7 separate regions of the Homo sapiens genome follow, and all the other regions are linked to region 1. The links are chromatin loops, found by intact Hi-C in ENCODE. Cell type or tissue: endothelial cell of umbilical vein. All regions are shown on one strand. Region 1 has its middle 150 kb from the start of LINC01482. Region 2 has its middle 20 kb from the start of MAP2K6. Region 3 overlaps ABCA9 (ATP binding cassette subfamily A member 9). Region 4 has its middle 16 kb from the start of ABCA8. Region 5 overlaps ABCA8 (ATP binding cassette subfamily A member 8). Region 6 holds the start of PRO1804 (a long non-coding RNA gene). Region 7 overlaps ABCA5 (ATP binding cassette subfamily A member 5).

Region 1 (4,000 bases):
TACAATGTCCTATGCCAGTAACCCAGAAATAAAAAGTAGTTACGTCTAGTATAGAGAATATACAAAGAGGTTCCTTGCAAGTTTAAAGTTCTAGGAAAGGCAGCAAAAAAGAAAACATGATTGATTTCTTTTTTATGATTCATGAGTATTACAACTTCTTAAGGCAGAGGAGTTTTTCTAAGATACTGCAATCCATGTTTTCTGATTTTACAGAGAAGAAATAGAAATCCAACCCTTTCTGGAAGAATAATCCTATGAGATTTAGGTGAAGACAAGATTTGTGTTAGAATCCAGCTCTTCAAATATGGCTTGGTTGATTCACTTCCTAAATGATTTATGAAGAAGCTGATTTTTCATTCCTGTTGTCATAACTACAAGCTGTGCTGTTGTTTCCTGGAACTTAGTTTTTATGGGCAAAGGCTTAGGAAAATGGTCTATAAAGGCCCTCAGCAGTTCAAGGACCTATTAGTTCAGTCTCCTCTCTGTTCTCCTGCCATAGAAAGTTGTTTTTGGTGTTGTAGAGCAATTGTGCATTGGTCTCAGTGTTGAGGCCTGTTTCTCCTGGTTCTGGGAAGTCATAATCAATAAGAATGAAAACCTCATATATCTGCTTGTTGTATTAGCAGAATTTCCTGTGATGTGTTCAGCTCCTTGAGATCTCATTAGATGTTTCTCTATATAAGTATTCCTTGGCCAATGAAGTTTGAACATTTTGAAGTTAAGCAAATTTAATCTGTTATTCCTTTACTTCCAAATTTCTCAGATTCTTTATAAGCTCATGTGCATTGTGAATCTCCTAGAAGACATATATAACATGAAACATTTCTCCAAATTTTGGGTACAGATGCCCTTTTTGCCAAACATCTTGAGGGACTAGTGTCCCAAAGAACATACTTTGGGAAGTGCTCTGTTACTTCAACCTGTGCGTTAAAACCAACTTCTCCTGTTAGACATCTAGTCCCCAAAAAGCCTACAAATTAAGGTTTTAATGAAAAAATGTGTTAAGTAATAGACAAAGTCCAAGGATCCACCTCATAACAAATCAGGTACATATTTAAGCCTATGTGTTTTCAGATCATGTTCCTTTAAAAACCGTCTGTATTGATGTGTTTCATAGAGAATAGCCAATTCACAAGACATTTCCCTGTTTTTTTGAAATGGTTAATAGTTTTTGAAAATATTTTTCTCAAAAAAATCTTAGGCATATTTGGAAGTGTGTGTTTTATGTCAGCTATCTATGTCTAGAATAGACCACCAGCATAGTGATATTTCAACCACCTGGAAGGCAAACTTTTGGATATTAGTTGTAAGTGTGTGTTATAAACCCAAGCTCTTTCAGATTAAAAAAATGCTGATGAATTTTGTTCTGGTGAAATACGCCAGCTCCAGGAAGAATAAAGTATGTTCAAGCATCCCTCTCTCCCCTGCTCTTGTTAAGAGAGGCACTGTTTAGAGAAGGAGGTTTCAGGGCCTGCCAGGGCCGCAGAGCTGAACTGAACCTGCTGATGAGACATACTTAGGTTTCATCATTGCTTTGATACTGTGGGGCTCAGAGTCTGGCATTCTCTGCCTCCTAAGGTTTTGATCTTCCATGAAGCTTCACTACTAGGTAGATATGGGGCTGTTTCCCTCCTGGGTAAACCTGCGTTCTTTCTTCTCTATTTCACCCTGGGAAGGCCTGGAATGGATGATTTAATCTAGGTTCTTTTGAAACTTTGTTAATTATGGGACTCTATAACCTGGGTTAGTCTTTCCTTGCCTCTTCTTTCCCACAGATATTGGCTTAGGTTAAGATGTGGGTTCTAGGGAAAACACATCAAGGAGATCATTCCATTTTCTGTTTTTTTTTTGTGCGTAAAGCAGAGGCACGAGAGGCATCCTGGTGTCTCATTCATAGAAAGAGTTCTGCATAGGGGTCTGGGCCCAAAACTCGGATGAGTTTTATAGATGAAGGGGTTTCTCTAGAGTGGCTCCTTTGCACGAATCCTGTATCAATCTTCAGTCATCATAAGTAGACAGGGATTTCAGATCCTGGATCTTTGTTCTCTCTTTCTTAATCTCTCTTTATTAGAGTTACAAAAGTAGCTGTGAGTGTTTCAGGCAACTGAACAACAACTGATTTACACATCTGCTAAGGTTGGCAGCTAAAAGCGTTTGAGAAAGTTCCCGATTTGATTTCCCACTCCAGAGGTTGAACCTACATCAGAGCACCATGAGTAATTGCTCTTTAGTACAAACATGTGCTTCTAAATACATAAGCAATGAGCTTTTGAAGCTGTCCCATGGTTTAATTTGAATTAGTTCAAGATGATACCTCCGGGGAGGCCCAGCAGGCAGACATTTCCTGCCCCACTTCCCTGGTGGGGCAGAATCACTGCTGGGAAGGCATGAAGGAAATCTGTCACTTTGGTTTCCAAATTTGGCCAGAAGGTGGCACAATCTGAAAACCCTTTTCTGCATCTCAGTGGAAACAAGGGCTCTGTGTTTTTCACATTCAGGTCAAAGATTCCAAGTAGAACTGGAAGAAGACCAAATATTGTAAAAGACTATAATTCATATCCTGAAGATTCTTGCAGTCCTTGGGGGCATTTCTTTGGGAGGGCTTGGGAAAAAAATAAACAAGCAAAAGAAATCTCATATGTACACTCTGAGAATTTTAGAGACGATTGGCCACGTTCTTTCAGAGAAAGGTACAAAAACAAAGCACTTTTATGTTGTTGTAAATAACAAGTTGGGATAGGGACTGGGAGAAGGACTTTTCATTTCCTTTCTGGAAACAAACAGCTTTATGATTGCAGCTCCATGACCTTTCTTGCTGTCCTGAGGGAATAGAAACTTCCTGACTTCTACAATTGGACTATTAGACACTTCTGATTTTCACGGAATTTAAGAATTGGAGATGATTTTTGAGGACATTTGGTCCAAACTTTACCCGGTGCAGAAGTTGATCTTGTTATCTCTCTGACTGATAAGAGAAACACCACCTATTTGCAAACCTCGGTGGGGTCAATAGTACATTCACCCGTCTTTCACTTCATCCTCATATCTGCATGGCGAGTTTGTTGTTTTCGTTGTGCTACTGACATCATTGCTAATAATGCTTATTGGGTACTTTCTTTATGAAATCCATTCATTAAAGGAATATTCATTTAATGATTATTTACCTGGGGCTTCATGTGCCAAACAATGAGTGAAACAGATTACATGCCTTATCTTATTGAATCCTACGACGAGCACCTGAGACAGGTGCTGTCTTTATCTCCCATTTGCAGCTGAGGAAGGTGGTGCTTAGAAAGATTAAGTAACAAAGGTTAAGGACAATGATTATTGTCTAAGGAAACACAGCTCAAAAGCAGTGGTAGTGGTAACAGGGGGCTTGTTTTGAGCCATGTTTGGCTGACCCAGAGTTCATACGCTGAACCACAGTGTTCTTGAGTCTACTGAAGTGTGTGTCGATGGCCTGGCAGGGATCCAATTCTCTCACCTGCCACCTGAGCATTTTTATTTGAATGTCATTAGACACATCTGTCTTTCAGGACACCAGGATCTATCCTGTGCTCTTCAGTTCCTCTGTCTGAGGTCTGTTCCTTCCTCCACATGACATCTCTTCAAATGTTTGAATGCTATGATCGTGTCTTAATGTTAATTCCCTTTTTTTTAGGCTAAACAGACTCAGCTTTCCAACTGCCCTCCTAAAAGACATGACTTTTTTTTGTTTTTGTTTGTTTGTTTGTTTGTTTGTTTTTTGGAGACAGGGTCTTGCTCTGTCACCCAGGCTACAGTTCACTGGCACAAACACAGCTCCCTGCAGCCTCGACCTCCTGGGCTCAAGCAATCCTCCCACCTCAGCCTCCCAAGTAGCTGAGACTATAGATGCGTACCACCATGCTTGGCTAATTTTTGTAATTAGGAAAGGCTCCTGGACCCGAATGCCCATGTCTCTGCATATTACCCTATTGTACACATTTGTTATTTCTTTTTCACAATGAGGAAACCAATG
Region 2 (4,000 bases), 620 kb after region 1:
GAAAGGTGGATCATGAGGTCAGGAGTTTGAGAACAGCCTGGCTAACATAGTGAAATCCCATCTCTACTAAAAATACAAAAAATTAGCCGGGTGTGGTGGTGAGCACCTGTAATCCCAGCTACTTGAGAGGCTGAGGCAGGAGAATTGCTTGAACCCGGGAGGCGGAGGTTGCAGCGAGCCGAGATCACGCGACTACACACCAGCCAGGGCGACAGTGCGAGACTCCGTCTCAAAAAAAAAAAATTAATTTTCTTCACTTATGATCTACTCAAAACTAGCACTGATCATAAATTTCTTAAAAATGTACTATTTAAAAGTTAAAGTTAGATTAAACTTAAAAGATTTAAATTAAAAGGGGTTAAATGTAACATTTTTAGTCAAGTCAAAAATTTAACTTTAGAGTCTATAAGAACCCAAGAATATGATAAAAATATTATGGAAAGAAAGCAATAGAGCATGCTACCTGTAGGTTGGGCTTTAAAGTCTTTTTGAATATATTAAAGCTTCAATATAAGTCTATGAATATCTTTTTGAAATCCTGCAGATTCTTACAGGATAGCTTTCACATCTGGATTTCTCTTAATATTGATAAAGGAAGAAGAGTTATTTTCTATGTATGTTTTTTAACTCATTATGATGGAAGGTAAATATTTCAGCTAATACAAAATTATCTAATTTTTCTTTGTTTTCTGGTTCTTCTTACCTCTAATCCCAAACAATCCATGCAGATCATTCTGGATAGATAATAAACAATTATTTTAAACAAATATTCAATGAATAAATCTTTAATAAGAATTTCTCCATTTTAAATAATAATAAAATATCCTTAATACATGCCTAAACCTCTCTGTTATTTATTCATCAGGTATCCAGGCCACTAGGGAAAACATATTTTAAAAATATGCCTAACAGCTAGGTGCAGTGGCACACACCTGTAGTTCCAGCCGCTCTGGAGGCTGAGGCTGGAGGACTGCTTGAGCCTAGTCGTGTGAGACCAGCCAGGGCTACATAGCAAGACCCCTATCTCTAAAAAATAAATAAATACATACAATGCCTAACATAAATTTTTTAATTGAACCAATTGGTTAATTAACAAGTTAACTAGTGAAAAGGCAGCAACCACTAGTAATGGTTACAAGGAAAAAATTAATAAAAAGGTAATGGGGTAGTGCACGGTGGTTCATGCCTGTAATCCCAGCACTTTGGGAGGCTGAGGCAGGCAGATCACTTGAGGTCAGGAGTTCAAGACCAGCCTGGCCAACATGGCAAAACTCCGCCTCTACTAAAAATACCAAAAATTAGCCAGCTGTGGTGGCAGGCGCCTGTAGTCCCAGCTGCTCAGGAGGCTGAGGCAGGAGAATGGCTTGAACCTGGGAGGTGAAAGTTGCAGTGAGCCAAGATCATGCCACTGCATTCTAGCCTGGGCAACTCAGTCTCAAAAGAAAAAAAAAAGTTAATGGGTGTAAGAAATACATAGCCAGAATAAATAAAATGGAAGAATGTTGAATCTTAAGGTCCTAATGTACTCAAATGGTTGGAAAGACCAAAATAATGTCATCTATATCTGTATCTATCTATCTATCTATCTATCTATCTATCTATCTATACACGCATATATGTGTATGTGTGTGTGAATATATATACACACATATATACACACATATATATACACATATATACACACACACATATATATATACACATATATATACACATATACGTATATATACACACATATATATACACATATACATATATATACACACACATATATATAGAGAGAGAGTTTTTTGAGACGGAGTCTTGCTCTGTCGCCCGGGCTGGAGTGCAGTGGTGCAGTATCAGCTCACTACAACCTCCGTCTCCCGGGTTCAATCGATTCTCCCGCCTCAGCCTCCTGGGTAGCTGAGATTACAGGCACCTGCTATCATGCTCCGCTAATTTTTGTATTTTTGTAGAGACGGGGTTTCAGCATGTTGGCCAGGCTGGTCTTGAACTCCTGACCTCAGGTGATCCTCTCGCCTCGGTCTCCCAAAGTGCTGGGATTACAAGCGTGAGCCACCACGCCTGGCCAGTATAAACACCGATCCTTGAAGCTGAGCAACTCTTACCATCTCTCATTAACCACCACTACGCCCCCTGCTGTTCACTTTGTTAATCTACGACATTATATGGCCGAGGGCCTATATAATGCATGTCCAGGCTATTCAGCTGTCCTTTAAATTCATTCCACACTGTGGAATGGAATTGTTTTCTCCAGATGGCCTCCATTTCCTCTTCACAAGCATCCAACAGTGTTTTGATTTCCCTCAATAAAAAAAAAATTCTTCTCCCTTCCCCTTTCATTAGACTAAGCATTTCTATTAATATTTCCTCACATTGGTGTTAACAGTTCTCTAATTTCAGAGCTTTCTTATCTCTGGTCTTAAAATATTTTCTTTTATCTGCCAGGCGCGGTGGCTCATGCCTGTAATCCCAGCACTTTGGGAGGCCAAGGCAGGCGGATCACTTGAGGTCAGCAGTTTGAGACCAGCCTGACCAAGATGGTGAAACCCTGTCTCTACTAAAATTACAAAAATTAAGCTGTGTGTGGTGGTGCACGCCTGCAATCCCAGGTACTCAGGAGGGTGAGGCTGGAGAATCGCTGGAACCTGGGAGGCGGAGGTTGCAGTGAGCCGAGATCGGGTCACTGCACTCCAGCCTGGGCGGCAGAGTGAGACTCCATCTCAAAAAAAAAAAAAAAGAAGAAAAGATTTTCTTTTATCATTTGGTAGGACACATGTTCTTACATCCTAATTTTCTTCCATATCAAATACTATATCTTTGTTCTCAAGAAAGAAGCCAATGTGTGGAAATTTAATACCAATAATAATAGCCAAAACCTCAATAGCTAATAGCTCTTAAGTACATATGCACCAGGCACTATTTTGTACCCGGCACTCTTTTTAGTGCTTTTAGTGTAATTAATTCACTTAATCTTCTCAACCACGCCATAGGGTAGGTACTATTGTCATCAACTTTTTGCAGGTGGGGAAACTGAGGCATAGAAAGTGATTTGCTTAGCTTGACATGACAGAACTAGCAATTTGGGAGCTGGGAGTCCAACCCAGGCAGTGTGGCTTCAGAGCTTGTGCTTTGATCCCCTCACAACTATGGCCAAACTATATAGCTATAGTGTAGTCAAATTACATCTATGGACAACTGAAGAAGATAATGGAAACCAGAATGGGTGATGGAAGCAAGTGCCAGCATTGTGTCAATTTATCTGCTTCTACGGAGTACAGTACAGGAAAACAAAATCTTCCAAGCATATGTTCTTGGTATTTGACACTTTACTAAATCTCTACCAAAGTCTTCAAATGGAAAAGCGGAGCTCCAAATTCACATTCGCTTGAATTTTTATTGTATATAATGCTTCACGGTATTTATAGCCTAAATCACAATGAATAGTATCCCATCAGCTGAAACGTCTTAAGTCTTAACCATCATCTAACTGTTCAGCCGAATGAAAACAATGATGATCATAATTGGAGCTGAAATAACAGAGAAGCTCATTTACTCTGAGATATGAGGCAGGGACAATTTCCCATGAAATGAACCTAATTTTTTCCCTTAATCTGAAATTGATTACTTTGCTTTTTTGGTATATTAATTTGGTGTTCAAGGTATAAATTATAAGAAGATCAAATATGCTTTAAACTGAAACTCTTATTTTTCTTTGTTAATATCTGACCATATCTACTAACTTACATGAAATAGTTGCTTGTAATTTAATATGATATACTGTCATCTGGATATTTGCTACTTTTTCCAGCCTAAACTGGTTTCAATAAAGCACTTGACTTTAAGGAATACTCATCGTATCTAATCTTCTATTTTTTTTTCCTTTTTTGAGATGGAATCTAGTTCTGTTCCCTGGGCTGGAGTGCAGTGGCACAATAATGGCTCACTGTAACCTCCTCCTCCCGGGTTCAAGCAATTCTCCTGCCTCAGCGTCCCG
Region 3 (4,000 bases), 270 kb after region 1:
TTGGAAGTGATGTCAATGTAGCCAAATTTCCAAAGACAGAATAAAACTGTTGCATTTAGATAGTGTTTCCTTAAGAGACTTTGTTTATTCTAAAATATGTAGTGTAAATGGCTGACTGTTACTGATCTAACCCAGGCCATTTAACCCATATAAGCGCACCCTCCTGGTGCAATTCAGCAAGTTCTTTTGTCCTCGGTATTTCCTACAATCCAGCAGCTAGATCCAGAGGCTTAACCAGACTCAGGTCTAATCCTTTTTTGCCAGCCGATAGGTGTTGATGTGTTGTTTTATGAGAGGCTTATAATTTCTAGTTGTTTCTCTTTTTGAGATATTCCAGCTGTTGACCCTCAGTGCCTAGGTCCATTAATTCAATGGGAGTTTCAAAATGGTGATGTTTTATTTCTATCATTTCTTTTTCATCTACTAATATAAAACATTTATAAAATAATATTTTCTATTATCTATTTGGTTGTGCAATAGTTCACGTGGGATATGTGCTTGTATTTTCTCTTTATTTGCTATTTTCCATAATAAGAACTCATCACAATAGGCTGAGTATCTCTTATCACACACTCAAGACAAGAAGTATTTTGGGTTTCAATTTCTTTTTGGATTTTATAATATTTTCATACACATAATAAGAAATCTTGAGGATGCAACCCAAGTCTAAATGTGAAATTCATTTATGTTTCACATACACTTTATACACATTGCCTGAAGGCGATTTTATACTATATATATATATATATATATATATATATATATATATAAAATTTTATATATATAGAAAATTTTATATATATATATATAATTGTTGTTTGTTGGTTTGTGTTTTTGAGATGGACTTTCACTCTGTCACTGAGGCTGGAGTGCAGTGGCACGATCTCGGCTCACTGCAACCTTCACCTCCTGAGTGCAAGTGATTCTCCTGCCTCAGACTCCCAAGTAGCTGAGATTACAGGCACATGCCACCACACCCAGCTAATTTTTGTATTTTTAGTAGAGATGGGGTGTCACCATGTTGGCCAGGTTAGAACTCCTGACCTAAGATGATCCGCCCACCTCAGCCTCCCAAAGTGCTGGAATTACAGCACACTCAGCCTATACAATATTTTAAATGATTTTGTGCATAAAACAAAGTTTTTACTGCTTTTTCACTGTGACCGATCACATGAGGTGTATTGGTCTGTTTGCACACTGCTATAAAGACATAGCCAAGACTGGGTGATTTATAAAGGAAAGAGGTTTAATTGGCTCACAGTTCTGCATGGCTGGGTGAAGCAGGAAATATAAGAAAAACAAGTAAAGAGAAAACAAGTCCTTCCCTGACCAGGCTGACTCACTCCAAAGTGCAGCTGGAGCTATGATAACATTATCTGCAAGGCCAGGCAGGGGCCCCAGAGAAATGGATTCCAAGAGCAGGGAGGAGAAAAACAAGTTCTTATCAGTCTCTGCCTGAAATTCTCTCCCCATGCTATCATTCTTTGTTCTGCTCTTATAATTACTTTTGTAACTATTTCTGCAAGTTTGCAAGGATTTTGTAAGTTCCTGTTTTCCCATTTGTGCAGGATGGCAAAGGTCACAAGACATGCCTAAGTTGCAAAACCTGTCACAGTTTGATTAACTGCCTTTGTTCTGTTCTCACTTTCCCCATCCTGCAAATTTCACGCCACTGGCTAGCCACCCCACTTCAGTTGCATGAATAAAAGTCAAGCCCTGTCTTTGTTCGTGGCTCAGCCTCTGGATATTAATCTGCTGGGCCAGTGGCCACCTAAATAAAATCCTCCTGTTCCACCCATATGGTCTTTCTGGTCTCCTGATTCCTGCAACGTGGGGAGACCTCAGGACACTTACAATCATGGCAGATGGGGAAGCAGGCACCTTCACAATGTGGCAGGAGAGACAGGAAGCAAAGGGGGGAAAACCCCTTATAAAATCATTAGATCTTGTGAGAACTCACTATCATGAGAACAGCATGGGGGAAATTGCTCCCATGATCCAATCACTTCCCTCCCTCAAAACATGGAGATTACAGGTCCCTTCCTCCACATGTGGGGATTACAATTCAAGATGAGATTTGGGTGTGGACACAGAGTCAAACCTATCATGAGGTCAGGTGTGGAATATTCCACTTATGCATCATGTCAGGCTCAAAAGGCTTCAGATTTTGGAGCATTTCTGATTTTGGGTTTTAGAATTAGGGGTGCTCAACCTGTATCATCCTCTAACGGTAAAACGGTTAGTTATATTTTTCATTTAATAACTTGACGAAAGCATGGACTTACGCCACATTGGCTGCTGAGTTCTTTTGGCATAACCGATCAGGTCTTGATGGCTAGTCTCTAAGCTATCTGGAATGACAAGGTTCTTCACCTTGTAAATGTCCTGCCCTAGACCTTCTCTTCCATAGTGTGACTCCCAAGTTTTAAGGACACATGGGTGAGAGAATGAGACTATTCCATACTTACTTATTTGGTCTATCACACTTTACACATTTAACAGCTTCAATAGCATTCCAAAACTATACTAGTAATAAAATTTCTGAATATGGTTTCAGTTGCGATTCTCAAATTGGCCCTCTCTGCTTTCTGGTGGGTAATTATGAACTCTTAAAGAAGTTTCTTCAGGACCATCAGATACCTTATTGTTTCTCTTTGTTCTCTTCCTACACCCACAGGAAAAACCACGCCAATCTTGTGGCTTTTAGAGCTTTGTGTCCCACCCACATATATACTTTGTGGTACAAGGAAACATGTCACCTCTTTTCATTGTAAATATTGCCCATGGGTTTTCAAAATGATGTATAGTTTCTCTCTTAATATGTATGTATTTGAAAAATCATGCTGTCACTACAGTCCAATGTTTCCAGAATCTTTTCACAAACATACATTTAAATAACCCTGGACTATCTCATTTTGATATGTACAATTATGAAGATAACCCTTTTAATATGGAATTTCCTAAATGGGACACTAGTGAACAAACTACAAAAAATTTTGAGACTTGGAAGGAATATACGTTAATGTTGTTAATAAACTCTAGAAACTTGAACATTCAACATAATTTATGAAGGAAATCTCAAAATGAATTTGTGCCTTTTGCAAATAAGGAAATTACTATGAACAACCAGGGAACATACCTTTTAGGAATGGGGCTGAAGCCACTTTGTTCATTATCTCTTGGGTAGTTTTGGATTCAGGTGCAAATGCAATAACATAATTAGTATCATTAAAACTATCTACACGTCCCAGATCCATTGAAGACATTTGAGGAGTGTCATGAACTTGATGTAAATTGGAGAAAAATAGGTACAGAAACAGTACCAGAAGAAATGAAAAGAGCCATTCCTATATAGCAATAAGAGAAAAAGGAAACAAACTGGTAGATGTTATACCACAGATCAATCATCCACAAACAGTTTGAAATACTTAATTCTGTTATTTGGCTTGCATTCCATTTATTCTTTCTCCTAGTTTTTAAATATCCTGATTTTCTTTGTCCATTAATCTGCATATATTAAAATATGCACATTGTCTACCAAGACAGAATTGTAACATCAATTCCAGTTATAATTGAGAATCTAAGTTTACCACACTCTAGTGCAAGTGATAAAGCCTGTATTACTTTATGAATGGCCCAACAGTTTAGTCATGTTAAAATTTTAGTGACAGTGATAAATAAATAGTAGGTGATGTGGAATAGGTAACTAGCTTCCATCAACAGGAGCAAGATCATATCATATTTTTACCTTCTGTTGCTGGTATGTGGAAGAAGATAGTCCCAAAATGTTGCTCATAAAAAAACAAAGTTTTTTTGAATGTGGTCATCGTGACCACATTCGGGAATTGGAAATACAGCACAATGCAATTGAAACCCAGTGATAAGAACCTAGTTAATTATTTAGTTATGATACTACACATAAGTCCTTTTTAAAAGAGTTATATGTCATCTTCATCATATGATCCTTTTTTAGCTATGTGTGTTGGTCTATATCTGTTTC
Region 4 (4,000 bases), 190 kb after region 1:
GTGCTGGGATTACAGTTGTGAGACACTGCACCTGGCCTGCTTGCTTTTTTAGTGGGAGGTGCATAATCAATTCCAATTACTGTCTTTGAGAAGATTGTTCCTTAGTTTGTGGTAGTGGAGTGGGAGCAGGAGGGAATAGCTGGTTTGGCCTGCAGCACATGAAACTCCAGGTATCTGCCTAGAATCCTGCTGTGGTCTAGACTTTCTTTGGAAACATATTTTAAAGTCATAGTTCCTTTATTTTATTACTTAGTGTTCATAAACCTAACACATGTTCAGCTGAGCTTTAAGAATATCAGTCTTCTGATTAGCAACGTAGAATACCTACTCTCTAGGGTGTTGAGAAAGATTTTCAATTTGAATAATAGGAGTAAAATTTAATCAGAATCCTAGTTGAGAAAAATGTAACATGGGACATTTTTTAAGAATGTAGAGTTTATTTTTTCTAAGCCAAAACAACATTACCTATACAATTTTCATGTGTCTTGAATCCCCAAGGACATTAATCCTGTAGTATATTGACAGATGCAAATTAAATACATATACACACTGTTCTATCTATTGCATTCGGCAAGCATGATAAATGATTTTCTCCAGCAATGCTCAGCTCCGACTGGAAAAGTGGAAAACTGCAAGACTTGAGTTTGGGAGTTTAGGATGGGTTTGGGGGAAGGCAAAATGTGACCTTGAAAATATAGTTTAAGTGACAAAGAAAGGAGATGAAGTTAGTTAGGGTTGGAAGGCAGGTCAAAGTATGGATGGGCCTTGAAACTGTAAGTTCTCTTTTGATTATCTAAAATGAATGACATAATTAACAAGACAGAGTTTCAAAATAGTGAGATAATAACCAAATATTTAGCAAATGGAGCTACTCAAAGTGTTAGAATAACACATGAGTTTAGCAGAAGATAAATAATAAAAAGGACAATATGAAATCCACATTATCTGATAGAAACATTTTTGCTTAAATTTTCCATCCTTTTTTTTTTTAATAGGACAGTCTTTTCCACCATTTTCAGCTCATTGCTTCCTGAACTCAACCATGTCAGTCAATGGGCTCCACCTTAAAATTTGTTCAGCATTAAGGATCCTAAATGAAGGACTGGGCAGTGTGGTTCTAGGAAAGCATGAACCTATACAGGGAAGGGTAAAAATTCAAACTAAGCCAATCATAAAAGAGACTCTTCTCCTGGTCAAACTCATTATGATTTACTATGCATCTATTAGTGAGGGAAGAACTGTAAGCCATTATCCAGCCTCTAGTTACAATCTTATATTTTATTATATGTAAAGAGATATTAAAACTGAGTTTATATTCTATAGTGCATTTCCCAAAAATAAGTCTGCAAAAGTTTACTGTGACCTGAGATAAACGTCTCTCTATTCTCTAAGAGCAAGTAATGAAATTTGTCAGGTTCTACATTTGTAAAACAAGCAAATCACAGTAGGATCGCTGAGGTCCTTTATTTTTATTTTTTAAAAGACAGAGTCTCACCTATTGCCCAGGCTGGAGTGCAGTGGTGCAATTATAGCTTCCTGCAGCCTCAAACTCCTGAACTCAAGCCACCCTCCCACCTCAGCCTCTCGAGTAGCTGGAACTACATGTTCATGCCACTGTGCTCAGCTAATTAAAAAGGTGTTTGTGTGTGAGTGTGTGTGTGTGTGTGTGTGTGTGTGTGTGTGTGTGTGTGTGTTGGTAGAGATGGGATCTTGCTATATTGTCCAGGCTAGTCTCAAGTTCCTGGCCTTAAGCAATTCTCCCACCTCAGCCTCTCAAAGTGCTGGGATTACAGGTGTGTGTCCGGCCTTCGAGGTCCTTTTCCACCAAGAATTCTAAGATTATTGTGTAGCGCTGGTTTAAATGCACTCCCAGGGTTCATGTGAGGAGTCGGTGCTGAGTCAAGGTCTTTTTTTCCCAGTAAGCTAACACATCCACTTCAGCATTAACCTTTCCTGTCAAGACAACCCAAGGAATGGCTTTTTACGGTGCCACCCCAGAAAGAGAGACTTCATTTTATTTTCAACAGTCTTTGCCACACTTGCTTTGTCAGAAGTTTTGCTGATTCAGTATATACTACAGTTTGTTGAGGTCTTTATTTTCCCTCACAGAAATAATCTACAGATTATTATGTGACATCACTGAGGCCCGTGCCGTCTTGAAAATATTCAAAGGGACGTGAACGTCAAACAAAATGTATTCCAATGTCTATAGATATTTCTATTAATTACTGAACATTTGTATTGCTAATTTACTAGATTTGTTCTCAAAGGACAATTTTTGCAGGTTGGCCGAATGTGCTAAGCACAGAACCCAAAATTTCTAAATAAAGGAGATCAACTGTTCTGAATTCCTCATTTTTTTACTAAAGATAAAATTATCGAGCAGTTGGTTTAAATAACATATAAATCTAGAGGATTAGGGGAGATTTTGGAAATTTCTGGAAATATTTTGGGTTGTCACACTTGGGGAGTGGTACTGCCATCTGGTGGATAAGAGAGCAGAGATGCTGCAAAATATTTTACAATTCACAGGACAGCCTCCCCCACCACCACTCCAACAAAGAAGTTTCCAATACAAAATGTCAATCGTGCCACTGTTGAGAAACTCACATCTCATATAAGAATAAACTAAGTATCATTAAAATTATTTCTTTATAATCCTTGTAATATTTTCATTTATTGAGGCTTCAAAATAAGTTATTCTTACCTTCTATTTCAAATACTCCAAACATTCATGCAATATAACTTTTAATCTAAGTGGAGATATTCCTTCCTAGTTTTTTTATATTAAGTTAAAGGATAAACTCATCCAAAGGCATTGTGTCTTGGGTTGGATTGTGTCCGAAGAGGGGTTTGGAGGAGACATTAAAATATTTCCACCAACTTATGATAAGAGTTTCATTTCAAGACAGTGACTTTTTTTTTCTTTTTGATGGAGTCTCACTCTGTCGCCAGGCTGGAGTGCAGTGGTGGGATCTCAGCTCACTGCAACCTCCGCCTCCTGGGTTCAAGCGATTCTCCTGCCTCAGTCTCCCAAGTAGCTGGGACTACAGGTGCGCGCCACCACACCCAGCTAATTTTTGTATTTTTAGTGGAGACAGGGTGGTCTCGATCTCTTGACCTCGTGATCCGCCCGCCTCAGCCTCCCAAAGTGCTGGGATTACAGGTGTGAGCCACTGCACCCGGTCAAGACAGTGATTTTAGCACAAGATTTCCACTCTTTTGCTTTGCAATTTCCATGAATATAACTCAGTAAATCAAAACAAGAAGATAATTTATTTTAGCACTAGTAATAGGCAAGTTACTATTGCTTGGCTAGACACTTTCAGGTTGGTGCAATGTGAATACACTGAGAATGAAGGAAGTATCCACTAGCCAGAGAGTCAACACAGATAAACACGTGGGAAGACAGTAGGAAGGATCACTCTTGCAGAGTTCTGCACCAGGTAAGGAATGGCAATAGGAAGCATGGAACAGTTCAATTGCAATTGCATCAGTGCCCTGCATGCTTGAGAGATTCTTACCCTAGGTTTTTGCTTTCATTGTTTTCTTGGCATGAACTACTGTACTAGTCGATGTAATGCTGACTATCTGTTGTAACCAACCCCTAAATCTCAACAATCTCTATATCTTAATACCTCACAGTGGTCTGTGGCAGTTCAGGGTTTTCTTTTTCTTTTGTTTGTTTTCTTTAAGTTACCACAGTAGAGGACACCCACCTTCCTTCCCCATGACCCTCCCATCTTCAAAAACAGACACAGAGCAACAAGTCTTCATGTTTCAAATCTCTATGACTTCCCCTTCTGCCACTATTCTAAGAAAGCTCTCTACGTTTAAGGCATCAGATGATTAGATCAGGCCCACACAGATAATCTTTCTTTTCCTAATGTCAAAGGTGTCATGAAATATAACAGAGACAATGAAGCAATATTGTGTCATATTCTTAGGGTCCAGAGATTAGGGAGGCAGATCTCTACTGGGCCATTTTGGAAATTCTGCC
Region 5 (4,000 bases), 130 kb after region 1:
CTGTCATCCTATTTTCTTTGTATTGTTGTCATGATAGGTTTGTTTTCTTTCTTAAGTATAGATGGTATAAATTTACAAAAACGACCAATCATGTAACAAAAACAGTAGTTTAAAATATGGATTTGACTACTAGATTTAGAATTTAAAAATATTCAGGTTCAATTTCTGATTCCAGCACTTCTTAATCTAGGGAGTCTGTAATTTCATCTGTAAAATAAAAGTAACAACACTTCTATTTTAAACAATAGAAGATTTAGGAGGGGAGGTAGAGCAAGGTGGCCAGATAGAACCCTCCAGAAATCTTCCCATCCCCCAGGAACACCAAATTGAACAACTGTCCACACAAGGAAGCACCTTCATAAGAACAAAAAAATCAGGTGAGCAATGATAGTGGTTTTAACATCATATAAGGAAAGAAGCACTGGAGAGGATAGGAAAGACAGTCTTGAATTGCTGACACAACTTCCCATCCTTGGCAGCAGCTGTGTGGCACAGAGAGAGAATGTTGTATGCTTGGGGGAGGGAGAGGACAGTCATTGTGGGACTTTGCATTGGAACTCAGTGTTGCCTGTCACAGTGACAAGCAACGTAGGGCAGAATTCGGCCACTGCCCACAGAGGGAGCATTTAGACCAGCCTTAGCCAGAGGGGAAGCATTCATCCCACTACCATGGACTAAAGTGCTCTGGGGATCTAAATAAACGTAGGACCACAGGGACTGAAATTCCTGGGCAAGTCCTGATGCTGTTCTGGGCTCAAAGCCAATGGACTTGGGGTGCAAAAGACCTCGAGAGACACCAGCTGGAGCAGCCAAGGGAGTGCCTGTTTCACCCCCTCCCCCAACACCAGACAGTGCAGCTCGCTGTTCCAGGAGAGACTCCCTCCTTCTGTTGAGGAGAGGAGAGAGGAGTAAATAGGATTTTGTTTTCCAACTTGCATACAAGCTCAGCCACAGCAGAATAGGACACCAGGCAGAGTTCTGAGGACCCCATTCCAGGCCCTTGCTCCCAGATGACATTTTTAGACATACCCTAGGCCAGAAGGGCACCTGCTGCCTTGAAGAAAAAGACCCAGTTCTGGCAGAATTCATCACCTCCTGACTAAAGAACTTTTGGGCCTTGAATAAACACCAGGAGTAGCCAGGCAGTACTTGCCACAGGCCTTGGGTGAGGCCCAGTGCTCTGCTGGCTTCAGGTTTGACCTAGCACATTCCCAGCTGTGATGGCTGTGGGGAGAGACTTTCTGCCTGAGGAAAAGAGAGGGAAGAGTAAAGGGGACTTTGTCTTGCAGCTTAGGTACCAGCTTAGCTACAGTGGAGTAGAGAGCACCAAGCGGACTCCTGGGGTCCTGGATTCTAGGCCTTGGCTCCTGGATCTGGACTTGCCCCAGGCCAGAGGGGAGCCCATTGCCCTGAAGGGAGCTGCTACCCAGGCCTGGCAGCATGTACTACAAGCTGCCTGAAGTCCCTTGGGCCTTGAGTGAACATCAGTGGTAGCCAGGCAGTACTCGCTGCAGGCCTGGGGCAGTGGTGACTAGGGGGAGAGACTCCTTCTCCTTGAGGAGAGGGAAGAGTGGGAAGACTTTGTCTTCTGGTTTGGGTGTCAGCTCAGCTGCAGCAGAATACAGTGCCATGTAGATTCCTAAGATTTCTGACTCCAGGTCCTTCCTCCCAGAAGGCATTTCTGGACCCACCCTGGGCCAGTGGGAAGCTTGCCACCATAAAGGGAAGGACACAGGCCTGGCTGTATTTGCCACCTGCTGCCTGAAGAGCCCTTGGGCTTAGAGTGAACATTGGCGGTAGCCAGGCAGTGGTCGCTGCGGGTCTTGGGAAAGACCCAGTGCTGTATTGGCTTTAGATCTGACCCAGCATAATCCTAGTGGTGGTGGCCACAGGGGTGCTTGTGTCACCCCTCTGCCAGCTCCAGACAGCTCAATACACACACACACACACACACACACACACACACACACTCCATTTGGAGAAAGATAAGGGAAGGGAACAAGCATCTCTGCCTGGTAATCCAAAGTATTCTCCAAGAGCACCAAAGTGGTACGTCGAAGAGTCTGCAAGAATCACCATGTTACTGGATTTGAGGGTGCCCCCTAGTGCTGATACAGCTGCAGTGACCAAAGACTTAGACCATAACATTCTATTCCCTTTGAATACTTGGAAAGCCTTCCCAAGAAGGATGGGTACAAACAAGCCCAGACTGTGAAGACTACATTAAATACCTAACTCCTCAATGCCCAGACACTGATGAACATCCACAAGCATCAAGACTATCCAAAAAAACATGACCTCACCAAATGACTAAATAAGGTACCAGGGACCAATACCAGAGTGACAAAGATATGTGACTTTTCAGACAGATAATTCAAAATAGTTGTTTTGAGGAAGTTCAAATAAATTTAAGATAACACAGAGAAGGGACTCAGAATCTTATCAGATAAATTTAACAAAGAGATTGAAATAATGTTTAAAAATCAAGCGGAAATTCTGGAGCTAAAATATCAACTGACATACTGAAGAATGTATCAAAGTCTCTCAAGCAGAAGAATCAATGAGCTTGAAGACAGGCTATTTGAAAATACTCAGAAGAGACAAAACACAAAAGAATTGAAAAAGAATGAAGCATGCCTACAAGATCTAAAAAAGAGCCTCCAAAGGACAAGTATAAGAGTCATTGGCCTTAAGGAGGAGATAAAGAAAGAGATAAAGATAGAAAGTTTATTCAAGGGATAATAACAGAGAACATTCCATGCAAATAGAAAACAGAAAAGAGCAGAAATAGATATCTTTATATTAGACAAAATGAATTCCAAGACAAAAACCATAGAAAGAGAAAAAGAATGTCACTATATAATGATAAAAGGGTCAATTCAGCAAGAAGATATAACAATTGTAAATATATATGCACCCAACACTGGAGCACCCAGATATGTAATGCAAATGTTATTAAGGCTAAAGACAGAGAGAGAGAGAGAGACCCAATACAATAATAATAGCTGGAGACTTCAACACACTACTTTCAGCACTGGACAGATGATCCAGACAGAAAATCAAAAACATTGGACTTAATGTGCACTATAGATCAAATGGACCCAATAAATATTTATAGAACATTTTATGCAATGGCTGCAGAATACACAGTCGTCTCCTCAGCACATGGATCATTCTCAAGGATACACGATATGCTAGCCACAAAACAAGACTTAAATTTTTTTTTCAAATTGAAATTATACCAAATAGCTTCTCTGACCACAATAGAATAAAACTAGAAATCAATACAAGAGGAACTTTGGAAACTATACAAACACATGGAAATTAAATAATATGTGTTAGAATGACCAGTGTGTCAAGGAAGAAATTAAGAAGGAAATTGAAAAATTTATTGAAACAAATGAAAATGGAAACACAACATGCCAAAACCTATGGAATACGGTGGAAGCATTACTAAATGGAGAATTTATAGCAATAAGTGCTTACATCAAAAAGAGAAAAACTTCAAACAAACAACCTAACGACACTTCTTAAAAACTAGAGAAGCAAGAGCAAACCAAAACCAAAAGTCGTAGAATAAAAGAAATAATAAACATCAGAGCAGAAATAAATAAAATTGAAATGAAATAAACAATACAAAAAGTTGAAAAATTTGAAAAGTTAAACAAAATGGACAAACTTTTAGCCAGACTAAAAAAAAGAAAAAAAAGAGAAAGACAAAAATAAATAAAATCAGAGATAAATAGGAGAAATAACAACTGATACTGCAGAAATTCAAATGATATTTAGTGGCTACTATGAGCAACTGTATGTCAATAAATTAGAAAACCTAGAAGAAATGGACAAATTCCTAGACACGTACAATCTACCAAGATTGAACCGTGAAGAAATCCAAAACCTGAACATACCAATAACAACCAACAAGATTAAAGCCATAATAAAAAGTCTTTCAGCAGAGAATTCACTGCTGAATTCTACCAAATACTTAAAGAATAACTAA
Region 6 (4,000 bases), 460 kb after region 1:
AGGGCCAGTCCCTGGTGCCTCATTTTGTCCAGTTGGTAAGGTCATATTTTCCTAAATGTTCTTGATGCTTGTGGATGTGTGACAATGTCTGCACATTGACGGATTAGGCATTTATTCTAGTTTCCCCAATCTGGCTTTGTTTATATCCATTCTTCTTCAGGAGATCTTCCACAGACTCTAAGGAGACTGACTGTTGTCTTCCCTGAGCCCAAGACCAGTACAGCTGTCTCAGCATTAGAGCATTAAAGGGCATGCTAAGCCCAGGTTTGCTATGAGTCTTGGGAGAGCTCTGAGATTTATGCAGCTTTCTAGCCCAGATAGACCTGGGGAAGACCAAAGAAGGGTACCCAGGTTGTATGAAAAATCTGGCCAGAAACCTAAACCCAGAAGACTGTTCTGGTAGCTAAGATGGATGTCCATCTCCTACAGTCCCTGGACAGGTGAGGTAGTTCATTGATTGTAGCAGGTGAGGCCAGGGCTGAGACTGGGGACCCTTGGATCTCCTGCAGAAGGCAGCTGGCAAGCCTATCTTATTGGCTCAGATGAGTGTGCATCTCCCAGCAAGTCTCTGCACAGATGGGCTAGTTCCCTGACTGCAGAGGGGTCAGAACTGAGGCTGGCTTCCCTCAGGATCTATTATGGGACAGAGGCTGGAGAGCACAACATGGAAGTTCAGACTCCCAGGATGCAAGACATGGGCGAGTCTCACTCTAGGTCCTTGTGTGAGCAGTTCTGAGCTGGGACTTTAGCAGAGAAGGGCTGAAGTCAAGTCACAGGGCAACTTTCAGATTCATTGTCAGCAGTCAGAGGAGGCTCTCTGTTGAGGCACTAGTGTACATGATTCTTTCTGGACTCCTTGGCAGATGGTTTTGGTTGTAGGCTCAAGACCAAATGAGTTTTTAGCCAAGCTCCTTGGGGAATGGAACCATTTCCAGGCTTGAACCCAGAAGCAAAATCAGCAGATCAGCCACTAGGGTGCTAGTCTGCACTCTCAAAACAACCTCTAGGTCTTGGGATCCACTGGGGTTTCACAATCTTATACCTGAATCCTGAGGCTCCTGCACAGAGACTTTGGTCTGTGGTGGTGCAGAATTATTGTTGTTATGGGGGGTGGCGGGTAATGAGTGGGTTACCTTCTATTATGTCATCTTGCTGGCATCACTCTCCCCAGTTAATTTTGATGCTGCTGGTCAATGAATTTTTTGCTCTACAAAATTTGCATAGAGCAATGAAACAATGGCGTTCACAGAGTAAACCTTCAATTAATCTTAATTACCATTTTTAATGCTTAGTTCTTATACGTCAAGTCTCTTCTAACAATTGGAATTGTTTTACTTCTTAAATATTCCAAATAAAATGCCACTTGTTTTTTGCTCATCTTGATGCTTTCTCCCAGTGGGAATTATCAATTAAATTCTTAAGTAATGATTTGTTTAAGGAAAAAAATTAACTAATTTTTCTGAAGGATGTGACTATCACTGGTTTTCCCTTTTGAAGCAAAAGAAATGAGAAGTAAAAAATTAGATTTGAGACTATGGTTACATCTTTATTTAAAAAGACGATAAACAACACCATTTCTGGAGGTTTCCTTTAACCATCTCTGCCCATCTCCCTCCAAGTTATCCCAGTTATCAATAAAATTTACTTTCAATATTAGAGATAACTAGATTCTGTGCCATTTGGAGAGTGCCTGAAACGTTTCCTATTTTGTGGCTCCTCAAAGAGACCAAAGGAGGGATTTATAACCGGTGATTACAATCTAACTTCAGGTTCTTGTCCTGTCCTATCTAAGAACCATTCCTGTCCTTTTCAACCTCTAGCTGTTCTGCCTTCTTTAAGTTTGTTGAATGGCTAGGAGTATCCTCTGGCTCACCCCTCTTACTTTGTTCTAACCTCTTGAACTCTATTACTGCCTCACCATTTCTCAAATGAACTAGCACTTGGGTGACTCTGGCTCAGAAGAGTTCTGCTCTGGCTTCTTAGTTCATTCAGTTCTGGCTTCTTAGACTGCCTTGCTGTCACTGCCACTACTCAAGCGGCCTTACCCCACCCCTTTCTGGGACCAGAAAGGTATCCCTTTGGCACAAGCCTCTGCTGCCATCTGGTGGTCAGAGTTTCACTCTTTTTCTGTCCCATTTCTACTAGGCACCCACCCACACCTTGCATTGTGCTGCTTCCACCTGGCAGGATTAGAAACTGTATCTCTCATGGTTACTGAGATTTAAAAAAAAGAAAACAAAAAAAACAAAAACAAAACCTTAATTTTAAAGTTAGAGATGCAATACTTTTAAATAATCTTGACACTGTCACATTTCAGTGTAAAATTCATTGTCCCCCAGCACAGTTACAACTCTGAATTTAAATTGTACATTGTAAATTCTTTTGAGCTTTAACTAGGCAAAAGAAAACTTCCAGTGGCTTTCTATACAATTCAGTTCTCAACTTTTGTCTCAGTTGTCTGCTGTATAGGTTTTGTATCCTCAGCTGCATGGGAATAACCATGAGGACAAAGATAAGATCCTGGGTTTGCATCTTACAATACCTATATATATATGGCCAAGTCAAATAGTAGTAGGATTTTTTGAAAAGATTCTTTCTTTGAACTTCAAAATGTAAGCAAAGCTATTCAAACTTGTGGATCGGCCACACTGTCTTTATAAACAGTTTATTTTTATCCAGGGCACCTACTTCTAATATTTATAATGCAGGCTTGTAAATCCCCCCTGCCCAAAGTGAGTAGTCCCAAATTGGGAACCCCATTGAGAAATGACTTAAGAATAGCAAATAAGTAACTTCACATGTAAGAAGATAGTTCACATAATATTCAAAGACAACCTAAGATTAACTGAAAACAGCACTGAAAGAAGACATGCATTCAAATATGCACAAAGACCTTGAGAATAAGTCTGCAGACAGAGTCTATGAAACTGATAGAATGTATTTATTACAAGATTAGAATCGAAATTTTCTCCCTACTACCTCAATCTGAGTGAACCAGAATCAAGAATCTACCTCCTTTCAGCACTGAGTATGAAACATTACTTGTGTATGGAAAAACTACAGAAAATAATTAAAACAAACTTTTCCACTGACGCCTTTGGATAAATGAATCAATTTTCAACCCAAATCAATGCATTAAATCAGTATTTTCAAATGGGAGTAATTTTGTCTTCCTCCCCCTACCCCCACCCCAACCCTCCCTCAGGAAATATTTGGCAAAGTGTGGAGACATTTTTGGTCTTGGGAGAGTGTGCTACTGGCATCTGGTGGGAAGAGGCTAAGAATGTTACAAATACCCTGTAACACACAGGACAGTCTCTCACAACGAAAAATTATCCAGCCCAAAATGTCAATAGTACCAAGGTTAAGATACCCTGTATTAAACAATAGCAAATCACTTCAGTGCAAAATAAGTTTCCTAAGGAGAAATCCAGTATATTTTGGATAGTGAAGAGGAAATGGCAAAAGTTATTATTTTCTGGTCAAATATTAATGGCATGGGATTTTGATATACTCCTTCTGTAGCACAATGTCTAACCAAGGCTTCCAATATACTAGCCACTTCTTACTCATTTAATTCATGATGTCATCAATGGAGTCGACAAGTCTTACGTTCTATGAAATGACCAGCTGATCCAGGTCTCTTTTGGAATTTATTGGCAGAGAGAAAGAAAACCCTAAACGTAGCCTTAGGGCAGAGCAAAATGTATACTTTTGTACATTCCAGATCAATGCAAAATGTTTCTGATTGGAATGGAAAATGGGCCATTTGCCAAATCAGTGGCTGTATACCACATGACAGAAGCTCTTCTTAATCAGCTCTGGCAAAGATAGCACATCTGGTTAATCTACTCAACTGAAGCCAACAGTTGGCTGAATTTGCTCTAGACTAATATCCTCCTCTAGAACTGGATTTTTGCAGGACCAAGATTAGTATATTTAACACGGAAATATTATAAAGACCATCCCCCTCCCACTTGCATCTTTAGGTCTTTAAGGG
Region 7 (4,000 bases), 470 kb after region 1:
GCCTTATTAGTCAGTAAACACTCACTCAGTAAAGCTCAGCTTTTACTTTCCTTTGAAAATTTGACCATGAATGGGAAATATAAGGTTGGTGATGTTGCTTTTGCCTAATATGTATATTTATTTATTTATCTGTACTGACATAGAAAAAAGTTTTGAGATCAGTAATTTAAGACATTTTAAAATTAGTATGTTCATAAACATGAACTGTACACTGTAAATAAATATATTTCACTTTTTGCCTCCTTTGCTTTCCAGCTCACTTACCCTTGTTTTCCTAAGAATTAAGTTATATTTCTCCTGAGTCAGATTTTGTTACTGTGAAAAAGGGAACATAATTTAATTTAACAACCAAAATATATTCTGAGTATATAAAAACTAAAAAAAAATTTGAATGTCTTTTAAAATTGTTTACAAGAGCATGTATTCATATACATTAAAAGCAAAGTAACTAAATGAACAAAATAAATAACATGATTGTGACTACTCAACTTTCACTTTGCAGGAAAAAAAATTTACTTTGCACCAATTACACATTCACAAATGTAAAGTGAAAGTTACCAAATCTACGTGCAAAAGCAGGTAATTTTCTTCATTAGTCATGCTCTATCTTCAGATGACATAACTTTCTTAGGATGGTCAGGTTCTAAAAAAAACTATGCTTTTTCGTGACTGCCTTAGTAAACTATAGATATAATTTTGTTGCTTTTACTAAACTTAAGTATTCAAGGTTACACATAATTACAAAAGCACATCCCAAAAAAGAGGTCCCTGGGTATTTATGTGAACATTATATATACTTTAGGAAAGTGTATAGCAACTGCCCCCAGCAATGGGGGAAAATATCAGCCACGTACTTTGTACCGAGAAAGAACACTTTTAAATCCACTGCTAGAGCCTAAAATCACAGATGTCTTATTACACAATAAAGCTAAAAGTTCATTAAATTTTGCCTACATTAAAGAATGAATAATGCCACTGAAAGGTTTTGCTTATTTAAAGTAATTCAGTACCAAATCCTTCTGTCATTGCTGTTGTTGTTGTCTAATACAATAATCACACTCTCAATATATTTGTTTTATGAAGTTAATACTTTCATTTGGTTGAAATGTAATGTCAACTAGCATTATTTACACTATTTTATACCTTGAGCCAATACATGGGTTGTACAAGGAAGTATTTCTAAGAAAATATTAGCCATGCCTTTAACTCTATCAAAAATGAAATTCTGGTTCTTATTAAAAAGAAATAGGCGCACTGCACTTACAATTCTTAATTTAACCCTTGAAAGAGTTTATTCATATCCTACCATGTTCCAAAGTCAATGAGGTAAGTTACTAAATAAATCTACACACTGATCTACTTACAATTTTATAGAAGAGATTCACTAAAGTTTACCAATAAAAACAAATACCCAATAAAATATTTTATTCAAGAACAAAATTAAATGTGCCCTTTGCAAGGAAGATGACAAAAAATTTATATGTTCCAAGAGTGATGAAGGAAAAGGTATGGCTTAATTCTACCACCTCCATAGATAACTGTCATTCTAGCCACAGAGTCAAAGAATCAGACTATTACGTAAGATTCTACACACAGTCTTCCTTTAATTATAATAACTAAAACCTTCTGAATTTTACTTTAAATTAAAGAAATGTAATTTCACATACCTAATTACCTAAGCCTAAAATCATGTACTAGAACAAGGGCTCATTTCACTTATTATGATCAATGACTGCCACCTAGTGGATATAACTTTCCTCAAATCTCTATATTGAGATTTCCTAGTGCTTACACTTCAGCTTTTACGGATGACAACTTCCATTCAAAGTGGCTTTTTTAGAAATTAAAAAGGAGAAGCAAGAAACTTTCACATTGCTTTATGTATCTTTTCTATGCATTAGTTATGAATTAGTTTTTTATTTAGATTGGAACATTACGTACTTATTTAAGAAGATGGCATAAACTTAAAGATAACTTAAAAATAAAACTATTCTATTACAATTCCTTTAAATCACAAATTCAGAAGCACTGTTTCTGAATGGTGAAAAAGATGACATACAAACTATATAGTTCAATATACTTCAATACAAACATGCAGCTTCACTTAATTATACATACGTTTTATTTAAAGAAAAGCAAAACACACAACCACAGCATTTCAATTAAGGAGCTTAGAAAAATTTCAAGTGCGTTCTTGGTTCTCCAGTTACCATTCCAATAAAAAACTTTTTAAACCAAAGTTAAAATTAAGTGAAAAAGAAAGAAGTCCCAGTAAGCAGACCGAACAATACAAATTCAAAATACTACTCTATCTTCTTGTGTTCGTTCCCACCAAAGTGTGCTGTTTAAAGTTCCACAACTATTATCTTCCTCCTCTTGTTCTTTAGTGAGTTCTACAAAAACCTAGGTGAAAAGAAATAAATGAATACAGTATGCTGTATCTCAAGTACCTCAAAGAACTTTTAACTAAATCAGAAATGGTACAAGGCTATATCTAGTTATATCAACAAGTATCAAGAGATTTATTAACATTAACATTATTCAAACAGATTATTTTCAAAAGTTACATGCAAAGATGAATACTATTTTAGATTAATAGATATGTTTTTTAAAAAATAATTCATAACTACTTAAACAATGTAATTTCAAATACACTAATGTGAAACACCACCATCATGACTCACTTTCTTTACAAAATGAAAAAAACAGATATTCAAAATCAGCAAATGAAAGTTAGCTTGATTTAAGCATTCCATATTGCACACATGTATCAAAACATCACTGTACCCAATAAACAGTGTGATTTGTCAATTTAAAATAATATCAATTTAAAAAATAAAATTTAAAAAATTAGTAAGTGAAGAACCTAAGGTTGATTAAAATTATACCAAGTTTAAGATCATTCTGTACCAATTTGTCACTGGTTTACGATATCTCTCCCTCTCTAATATAAACCAAAACAATCGATATCAGATACTTTCTTCTATAAAATAATTTTTAAAAATTTAACTTTATAGTACCTGTTCCAATGTTGCTTGAGAAAAGCTATATTCTTCAATGGCAAAAGCATGTTTAGCTATTAAAATATAAAAATAGTATTTTACTTATCAATATCTGAAAAAAATGGCAATACCTACCAAAGTGGCTAACAATGTTTTAAAATATCTCTGTAATCAACCCACTTAAATTTGAAGCTGCCAAAACATGTTATTTTTCCCGCTTACTTCCTTTCTCTTCCCCACACCTATAATTCCTCTATAGCCCTAAGTACTGTATGTTGAATGTTACTTGTCTTATTTCACTTTTTCTAAGTTCTCCTCCATTATCTTTTTCCTGGTGATTCTTTTCATGTCTTCTTTTGATCCCTGCTCTCTTATCTCCCATTCTCCAACTCCACTGTAGCCTATTCTGGCTTCTTGAACTAGATTCTGGATATTGGTCCTATCTCCATAAACCTTTTGTTTTGTTTTGTTTTGTTTTTAAGACAAGGTCTTGCTCTGTTGCCCAGGCTGGTATACAGTGGCCTGGGCAACACAGCAAGTATACAATCATGGTTCACTGCAGCCTCGACCTCCCAGGCTCAAACAATCTTCCCACCTCAGCCTCCTGAGTTAGCTGGGACTACAGGCACATGCCACTATACCCGGGTAATTTTAAAAAATATTTTGTAAAAACAGAGTCTCACTATGTTGCTCAGGCTGGTCTTGAACCATGGGCTTAAGGGATCCTCCCGCCTCAGCCTCCCAAAGTGCTGAGATTATAGGTGTGAACCACCATGCCGGCCAATAAACATGAATAAACAATGAACATCATGCAGGCCATATATTACAGACCAAAAAATAATTAATTAGTGTTCTTGGCAAAAGTAAACCCATTAATCCATAGCTGCAACAAGAATATATACAGTATCAGGAAATCTTTTTGTATTCAGTAATCACATAAAGAACAATCATAAAAATCCTGTAGTTATTTTGAAAATTATTAATAATAAACCTTATAC

What was found. Peaks named below come from ENCODE experiments on the same cell type or tissue, not always from the same donor. Only the 100,000 strongest peaks of a DNase experiment are listed, where the experiment ranks them.
Region 2: a loop joins it to region 1, with 4 times the contacts of the local background. A loop is called at or near these places in 12 of 110 quality-filtered maps.
Region 3: it touches region 1 in a loop (7-fold over the local background); 17 of 110 quality-filtered maps call a loop at or near these places.
Region 4: a loop joins it to region 1, with 12 times the contacts of the local background. A loop is called at or near these places in 86 of 110 quality-filtered maps.
Region 5: a loop joins it to region 1, with 10 times the contacts of the local background. A loop is called at or near these places in 35 of 110 quality-filtered maps.
Region 6: it touches region 1 in a loop (9-fold over the local background); 103 of 110 quality-filtered maps call a loop at or near these places.
Region 7: a loop joins it to region 1, with 4 times the contacts of the local background. A loop is called at or near these places in 102 of 110 quality-filtered maps.

What each region holds. Positions count from the first base shown.
Region 1 is chr17:68,775,156-68,779,155 of GRCh38, forward strand. No RefSeq gene overlaps it. Among named protein-coding and RNA genes, the nearest start is that of LINC01482, 150 kb to the left of the region's middle. In endothelial cell of umbilical vein, a CTCF peak has its summit at 2,410 (motif pointing right); DNase peaks (open chromatin) are centred at 426 and 2,446; H3K27ac peaks cover 1,538 bases.
Region 2 is chr17:69,392,759-69,396,758 of GRCh38, forward strand. No RefSeq gene overlaps it. Among named protein-coding and RNA genes, the nearest start is that of MAP2K6, 20 kb to the right of the region's middle. In endothelial cell of umbilical vein, a CTCF peak has its summit at 2,140 (motif pointing left); a DNase peak (open chromatin) is centred at 2,153.
Region 3 is chr17:69,046,144-69,050,143 of GRCh38, forward strand. It overlaps ABCA9 (ATP binding cassette subfamily A member 9), which reads right to left. Exons shown (of 39, transcript NM_080283.4): 3 at 3,140-3,347. Among named protein-coding and RNA genes, the nearest start is that of ABCA9, 13 kb to the right of the region's middle. In endothelial cell of umbilical vein, no CTCF peak of the experiment used is centred here; a DNase peak (open chromatin) is centred at 1,518; H3K27ac peaks cover 3,034 bases.
Region 4 is chr17:68,969,835-68,973,834 of GRCh38, forward strand. No RefSeq gene overlaps it. Among named protein-coding and RNA genes, the nearest start is that of ABCA8, 16 kb to the left of the region's middle. In endothelial cell of umbilical vein, a CTCF peak has its summit at 2,485 (motif pointing left); a DNase peak (open chromatin) is centred at 2,497.
Region 5 is chr17:68,909,801-68,913,800 of GRCh38, forward strand. All of the region lies in intron 17 of ABCA8 (ATP binding cassette subfamily A member 8), which reads right to left. Among named protein-coding and RNA genes, the nearest start is that of ABCA8, 44 kb to the right of the region's middle. In endothelial cell of umbilical vein, a CTCF peak has its summit at 2,079 (motif pointing left); no DNase peak of the experiment used is centred here.
Region 6 is chr17:69,233,551-69,237,550 of GRCh38, forward strand. PRO1804 (a long non-coding RNA gene) reads right to left here and starts at 1,462. Exons shown (of 1, transcript NR_130736.1): 1 at 1-1,462. It also overlaps a transcript of ABCA10 not described here. In endothelial cell of umbilical vein, a CTCF peak has its summit at 2,098 (motif pointing left); a DNase peak (open chromatin) is centred at 2,071; H3K27ac peaks cover 227 bases.
Region 7 is chr17:69,245,242-69,249,241 of GRCh38, forward strand. ABCA5 (ATP binding cassette subfamily A member 5) reads right to left here. Exons shown (of 39, transcript NM_172232.4): 38 at 3,021-3,076; 39 at 1-2,403. The coding sequence ends at 2,296. Among named protein-coding and RNA genes, the nearest start is that of PRO1804, 12 kb to the left of the region's middle. In endothelial cell of umbilical vein, a CTCF peak has its summit at 1,771 (motif pointing left); a DNase peak (open chromatin) is centred at 1,750.